Linked DNA regions of Homo sapiens: all the other regions are linked to region 3. A link is a loop called in an ENCODE intact Hi-C map of the cell type or tissue named here. Cell type or tissue: heart left ventricle. All regions are shown on one strand.

What was found. Peaks named below come from ENCODE experiments on the same cell type or tissue, not always from the same donor. Only the 100,000 strongest peaks of a DNase experiment are listed, where the experiment ranks them.
Region 1: it touches region 3 in a loop (9-fold over the local background); 78 of 110 quality-filtered maps call a loop at or near these places.
Region 2: it touches region 3 in a loop (2.2-fold over the local background); 8 of 110 quality-filtered maps call a loop at or near these places.

What each region holds. Positions count from the first base shown.
Region 1 is chr6:159,862,033-159,864,532 of GRCh38, forward strand. No RefSeq gene overlaps it. Among named protein-coding and RNA genes, the nearest start is that of MAS1, 28 kb to the right of the region's middle. In heart left ventricle, a CTCF peak has its summit at 1,403 (motif pointing right); no DNase peak of the experiment used is centred here.
Region 2 is chr6:160,347,331-160,349,830 of GRCh38, forward strand. SLC22A3 (solute carrier family 22 member 3) reads left to right here and starts at 1,048. Exons shown (of 11, transcript NM_021977.4): 1 at 1,048-1,518. The coding sequence starts at 1,090. In heart left ventricle, no CTCF peak of the experiment used is centred here; DNase peaks (open chromatin) are centred at 921, 1,400 and 1,530; H3K4me3 peaks cover 1,691 bases; H3K27ac peaks cover 180 bases; H3K27me3 peaks cover 1,448 bases.
Region 3 is chr6:160,455,196-160,457,695 of GRCh38, forward strand. No RefSeq gene overlaps it. Among named protein-coding and RNA genes, the nearest start is that of SLC22A3, 110 kb to the left of the region's middle. In heart left ventricle, CTCF peaks have their summits at 941 (motif pointing left) and 1,145; a DNase peak (open chromatin) is centred at 946; H3K4me3 peaks cover 749 bases; H3K27ac peaks cover 688 bases.

The DNA of each region.
Region 1 (2,500 bases), 590 kb before region 3:
ACACAGAGGTTCCACATACCCTCCCCAGTTTCCCCCAGTGGATACATCCTACATAACTATAGCTAAATATACCAGGAAGGCGACTTGGGTTCCAATACTTTCTTATGTTCAGTATCGTTATTGGAAAGTCAATGCCATGATGAGTCCTTTTCTCTTTTTAATGTAACCTAATTTTTCTCTGCGGAAGCCTCCAGCATCTTCTTCTTAGCCCTGATGTTCTGAAATTTATTGACGGCATGCCTTGATGTGGTCTTTTTTCATTCATTGCTCTGAACATTCTGAGTCTAGAGGCTTGTGGCTTTGGGGTCCTGGAAAATTTATGGTATTATGTATTTGACAATTTCCTGTCCTCTGTCTTTATTTCTTCTTTGAACAGTGTTTTGGTGCTGAGCTCCCTGGATTGCTCTCTGATGACTTTATCTTTTGTTTTCTATTTCCCGTCTTTGCCACTTTGTTCTTTTCTGTGTCTGACATTGCCTCCACCTCTGTTCTGTCCCTCCTGGTCCTGGTTCCTTGTTTTCTTCTCAGAGGGGTCTCAGGATGAATTGGCCCATGTATGAGTTTTCTGTTGTTGGCCTAATAAATCCCCCTAAAGTCAGCAGTTGAAAACAGCACACATTTATTATCTCAGTTTCCACCAGTTGGAGTCCAGTTATGGGGCCGCTGGGCTGTCTGTTGAGGTCTCCCCAGGCTGACATCAAGACATTAGCTGAGGCTGGGGTCTCCTCTGAGGCCCAGGACCCATTCAGGTTGTTGGCAGAACCTGGGTTGTTGTAGTTGTAGGGCTGAGGTTCCCACCTCCTAGGGGTGCCCCCCATTTCCTGGCAGGTGGTCCTCTCCACCTGGGTAGTTTGTTTCTTCAAGGCCAGAAGGAGAAGGAGAGTATCTGCTGTGCTTCCTGTGTCTTACCTCTAGACACACCAGGACAACATCCCTTTTTATCAACTCAAAGTTAACTGATGAGGGGCCACACTCCAGGGGAGGGAATGCTATAAGGTGTGTACACCAGGGGGTGGGAATTGGAGGCTACCTTAGGATCCTTCAGCCCACAGTACCCTCATGTGCTCTTCTCATGCATCTCTGATTATAGCCTCTTGTTCTCACTCCCCAAATTTTGTTCCTAGTTCTTGCCTGGCAACATTACCTCGCCTATCCTTTCTGTCTTTTCACTTCATCTTAGTGGTTCTTTTTTTTTTTTTTGCAGGTTGGGGGGCATGAATGTTTGTGGTTCGTTTACGATGTTTAACTCAAAGTCCTTGAGCAGTTAAATTTTTGAAGGTGTGAGTTTTTTCTTAATGAGTAATGCAGAGTGTTTCAATGCAACACACTCTTGTCTGATAATTTATCGCTGAACAGCCTACTGAACAACTTTTAGATAAAACCTACCTGAGGGAAAAAAATCCAAGTCACCACTGGATGGCACCAAAAAACAAGGAATTTAAAGGGGCTTCTCTGCCTGCTGACGTGTCACATAGAGCTTCATTTTCCCAAATGTGAGGGAGAAATGCTATTTATTTATTTATTTAGAGACGGGGTCTGGCTCTGTTGCCCTGGCTGGAGTGCAGTGGTGCGATCACAGCTCACTGCAGCCTCGACTTCCTGGGCTCAAGCAATCCTCCCACCTCAGCCTCCTGAGTAGCTGGGACTACAGGCACACACAACCATGTCTGCCTAATTTTTTTCTATTTTTTTGTAGAGACACAGTCTCACTATAATGCTGGTCTCTAACTCTTGGGCTCAAGTGAACCTCCCATTTTAGCCTCCCAAAGTGCTGGGATTACAGGCCTGAGCCACCGTGCCTGGCTGGGGATGCTATTCTTTGAGATACGTGTTGATGAGCTTTTGTTAGAAGAGCTTGTTACCGTGCTCTTTACCCTGAGGCTGAGGCTCCCTCCCCTGAGAAGCTGCACCACCTGGGACAGACATAATTGCCTGGCTGGAGTCTCACACAGGGTTTTATTTTTTATTTTTTTAAAATTTATTATTATTATACTTTAAGTTTTAGGGTACATGTGCACAACGTGCAGGTTTGTTACATATGTATACATGTGCCATGTTGGTGTGCTGCACCCATTAACTTGTCATTTAGCATTAGGTATATCTCCTAATGCTATCCCTCCCCCCGCCCCCCACCCCACAACAGTCCCTGGTGTGTGATGTTCCCTTTCCTGTGTCCATGTGTTCTCATTGTTCAATTCCCACCTATGAGTGAGAACATGTGGTGTTTGGTTTTTTGTCCTTGTGATAGTTTGCTGAGAATGATGGTTTCCAGTTTCATCCATGTCCCTACAAAGGACATGAACTCATCATTTTTTATGGCTGCATAGTATTCCATGGTGTATATGTGCCACATTTTCTTAATCCAGTCTATCATTGTTGGACATTTAGGTTGGTTCCAAGTCTTTGCTATTGTGAATAGTGCCACTATAAACATACGTCACACAGGGTTTTAAAAAAGTTCATTGCAGCTGGGCGCGGTGGCTCACACCTGTAATTCCAG
Region 2 (2,500 bases), 110 kb before region 3:
AGGAACCGCAAGTCCTCCCAAGGCCTTGGAGAAAAGTGAGCTAAAGGCAGAACGTGGGCCGATAACGTGGGGGCGTGGGGGGACCGCGACCCAGCCCGGGGAAGGCGTCCCAGCATGGACCCAGCAGCCTGGGCAGCCTGGGCGGGAAGTTCTGATCGCGCTCTGCCGAATTGGCAGGCGCAATAAGTAAGCGGAAAAACCAGGATTCAAACCAACCACCAACACCCTTCCCTGGCGTTCAGACCGAAGGTGGGTGGGAAGGCCCTGGCGAAGGAGGTCTGCATCAGGCCTGGCCTTGAGGCGATCCCTTCTCACCCCAAACCTCCTGGACGCTGAGCAAGCCCCTTCGCCTGTGTGGGTTGCCCGGCTGCCCTCTGGGGAAAGTTGGGTGATCAAATCCCAAGTTGTAGCTCTCGATGGGTCGAGGGCGATGGCCAGCGCTGTGCTGGGAACGGGCAGCCCTGCCCTGCCCTGCCCTGCCCTGCCCTGCCCTGCCCTGCCCTGCCCCACATGGGCGCAGGAGGCCTCCGCACGCGCAAGGGCCAAGGGCTGGAGGGGGCTCTCCCGGGCACAGGCACCGGACCCGGGGCGCGCGCGCGCGTCCTTAGTCCCCGGGCTGCACTCCGGGCCGCTGAGAGATCGGGTCCCAGAAGTTCCGGGAGTGGTCGGGTGACCCTGGAACTTTCTTCTTCTGGAGCCCGACCTGGGGCTGACTGCAGAGCAGGCTGCTGGCAGGGACCAAAAGGAGCTCCGCGCCAGGCCGGAGGCTGCGCCCGTCACTCGCGGTCCCGGCCGGGTCCCTGGCGCGTAGTCAGGCCGCACCGCCCGAGCCCCACCGCGCGCCCACCCCGGCCGGGTGCGTCCGGCTCGCGGCCGTCCCTCCCGCGACCTGTGGCCCGGGGCTGCTGCGGGCGCCCGGGGAAGAGAGGCGGGGGCCGCGGGGGGCAGGAGGAGCGGCTGCGGCCGGCACAGCGCCAGGGCGAGTGAGGCGGGTGGCGCGGGGGAGGCGGCGGAGTAAAGAGAGGCCGCCGGCTGGGTCCGCGGGTCACTCCGAGGCGCGGGCTGCGGGCGGCGGGCGGCGGGCGCACCATGCCCTCCTTCGACGAGGCGCTGCAGCGGGTGGGCGAGTTCGGGCGCTTCCAGAGGCGCGTGTTTTTGCTGCTGTGCCTGACGGGCGTCACCTTCGCCTTCCTCTTCGTCGGCGTGGTCTTCCTGGGCACGCAGCCCGACCACTACTGGTGCCGCGGGCCAAGTGCCGCGGCGCTGGCCGAGCGCTGCGGCTGGAGCCCGGAGGAGGAGTGGAACCGCACGGCGCCCGCCTCCCGCGGCCCAGAGCCCCCCGAGCGCCGCGGCCGCTGCCAGCGCTACCTCCTGGAGGCGGCCAACGACAGCGCCTCCGCCACTAGCGCTCTCAGCTGCGCGGACCCACTCGCCGCCTTCCCCAACCGCTCGGCTCCCCTTGTGCCGTGCCGCGGCGGCTGGCGCTACGCCCAGGCCCACTCCACCATCGTCAGCGAGGTAAGGGCGCCCCGGCCCTTTGGAAGCCGGCGGGAGAGGACGATGCTGGCTCCCAGGCGGACAAGCCGCGTGTGAGACGCTGGCCGCCAGGGGAGGTCGGTGGAGACGGGGACCGGTCGGCTACCTCTGGGGACAGACAGGATTCAGCGCACCCTTGGAAGTGCCGCGTCGTAAATGCTGGGAAAAGCCTTTCGTTATCTGCCTGAGCCCGTGAGTTAATGCACAGATACTTTGGTTTCGGGTGTGAACAAAAACTTTCTTCGAAGCCGAGTTGTAAACGCCTGGCGCACGCCTGCTCAGGAGTCAAAGACCCAGCACCGCGTTCCTTATCTTTGAGGTGTGCGGGCGCCGTCATTGGAAATTATGGTTAGGTGCGCGATAGGGAACTTCAGTCTCTGGGGTGAGCGACGTTGGCAGTTCCGGATTCGCTTATGGTCTCCAGGGTCAAAGGAAAGGGCGAACCAACGTTTGAAGGCAGCAGCAGCTTTTTTCCAGTTGCCCAAATGGTTACTCAAAATGCAAGGGGACAAAGGTCGAGGCTTTCCCGGGGAATGGTTTTGGTAAAATTGCTTTGGGGCAAAGAGCAACATCTGGGATAAGTTGGGAAAACTGAAGTATTGGATAAATTTTAGTTTTTTTTTCTGGTAATAAATTTTAGGAACATAGCGGGAGGGCCACAGCCTTCCAACGCAAATCCCCAACCCATTTACAGGCGGAGGCTGCTGCCGGCGGGTGGGCGGGGGCGATCCCCACATTTTGGGCAGTCAGTGCATTTGGAAGTTAGGGGAGCTTCCTTCACCCTTGCCCTCAGTAATCTGTTTCTGCATCCTTGCTGAAATGGAAGATTGCCTCTCTGTGAGGTCCAGATATAGAGCAGAGTCACTTTGTAATAATCGGAACTCAGAAACGGCCTCAATTGAGCATGGGTTGCAGAGATGAGCAGTTTTACTGAGCTTTGTCTACAATCACAGCTTAAGTTAAT
Region 3 (2,500 bases):
CCCAAATGCTTCCTCCCCGTGCACACTGGCCCCACTCTTGCTTCCAATCTTCCACATGTTTGTTCATAAAGTTCATTCTCGTTTCTTTTCTGAAGTCTAAGTTCCCATAATTATGTTGACATATTTCCATCTCGCGGTAACACTCCCAAATTATTTTCTAAAAGTGTGTGACAGTATAAAATGTTACTGGAAACAATTCTCCTCACCCTTGTGAGTATTCAATTTTTAAAAGATTAGCTAACATAGTAGGTGGAAATTGTCCTGATTCATTTTCTGATTTACACTTCCTTGACAATTAGGGAGAAGAAATACAACTAGGGACAATTCTCCTAGTTGTAGTTTTTCTTTTGTGAAAAACTGCTTTATTTCCTTTGCCAAATTGAAACAGAACATCTGCTAAACTGCCAGAGGGAATGCTGTTTTTCCAGATGGACACGCCAAGGATGTCTCAGTGCTCTCACAAATAATCGTTTTCCAATTTTGCAAGCCCAGCTTTGATTAGAATTTCTCAAAATATTTTGCTTTGCGAGCATGACACAGGCAAAAGCTGAGGCACTCTTTCTTTCTTCCCCCAAAGTGTTGGACTGCACTTAGATCATTGTCTCAGGTTCAGAAAACTGACACTGAATCTGGAGTTTACATGAGCAGCGTAGAAGAGGCTCTTCCCAGAGCCTGGCTCCAGAGCCCAGCTCAGCCCTAGCCGGGAAGGAGCTGCATGGAGGAAGCTCCTCCTGGCTACCAAGCATCGGGCAGGGGGTGCATGACGTGGACTGTGTAGATGGGTGAGGGAGCACCCTTTTCAAAATATTTTGCTGAAAATTAAGTTAGATATCACTGCTCTCAGATCTGCTCTCAGAGCAAGGCAAACATCCTGATCAGGAGGTAAACCCACCACTAGTTGCCAGGAAATTGACGCGGTCTGTGAGTATGTGCTGCCATCCAGTGGCCAATGTAGAGATGGCACCTCTGAGGGCGGGGGGCCACGGGTGACCTTGAGGATTGAAGCCCTCCCTGATTGGGTCCTGGGGAGAGGGCCACAAGATTAGCCCAGTGATTGTGGATGGGGCTGACACGGAAGAGCCCCTTGGCCTCAACACCTACTCTGCATTTGGAATATCCAAGTCAAGGAAGGTCTGGAAACATGAAGGGGAGAGGGGGAGAATTTCGACCTCCCTCTGAGAAGCTGAGAACACCCATTGATCTGATGTCATCAACATATAGAAAATCGATAAACAGATCTGAGTTATGTTTTGTGACTCCTCCTGGTCTAGTTAGTGTTCTGAGAATCATTTTCTCAGTGGACATGTGGGTGAGACCAGAGGAGACAGGGAGCCAGTGCAGGATGGTGGTTAGAAATGTGCAGAAGGGGGTGGGAGAGAGGACACAGCGAGTGGGCTCTGGGGTCAAGGCCCGGTTACACGCCGGTTATGTGATGTTTATTTATGATGATAGTGGTGATAGTGATGGTGATAGTAGTGATAATAGTGATGATGGTGGTGGTGATGATGGTTGTGGTAATGATAATGGTGATGGTGGTGGTGATGGTGATGATGGTGGTGGTAGTGATAATGGCAATGGTGGTGATGGTGATGGTGGTGATGGCGGTGGTAGTGGTAGTAATGATGATGATGGCGGTGGTGATGGTGATGATGGTGATGGTGGTGGAATGGTGGTGATGGTAATGGTAGTAATGATGATGACGGTGGTGGTGATGATGTTGATGGGGAGGATGATGATAAGTGGTGGACGGGGATGACGGCGATGATTAATAACCCTAATCCTCACAATGACCTTATATGTAAGTACAGATGAGAAAGCTGAGGCTAAAAGAGATTAAATAACTGCCCAACGTCACATGGAATATGGGAGAGACAGAACTCACACCCGGATCCTTATGATTTTAGCTTCATGCTTTCATCAGTTGAAGTATTGTAGAGGATCTGTTTGTTTTCTGGCTGCCCAGCAGCCTTTCACCCTACATCCCATAATTCTGGTGAGGGATCTACCTTTTGCTCCCTTCTGGGTATGAATGGGGTCCTGCCTCCACCTTCAGCATGGAACAGCTGATGCAGGTCAGAGCCAATCAGTGACGGGCTCAGGGGCAGGACCATGACCCAATTTCAGTCTCTCAGAGTGGACAGACTATTGTTCATGTAAGGGAGAGAGTGGCCTTTCTTATTCTTTCTCAACAGAGCCAGAGCCACCACAGCATCTGCAGCCACGGGAGTGTCACCTTTGTGCCCCAAATAGTGCCTACTCCATGATTGGGAGGGTCTGGGGTCTGGGGCCTAATGTGAGCCTGAAGACTTTTCAGCTCACTAAGAATTTGCCTTGTTTTGCTTAATCCAATTTGAGTTGGATTTTCTGTCACTTGCAAGAAAGAGTCATGTTAGATTCAACTCTATTCCATATTATTAGTAGGAGCTGCCATGGTGGAGTGCTTAGGATGTGCTCGGCACTTGATGCACTTTCTTATTATTTCCCTGTAACAGCCCTGCAG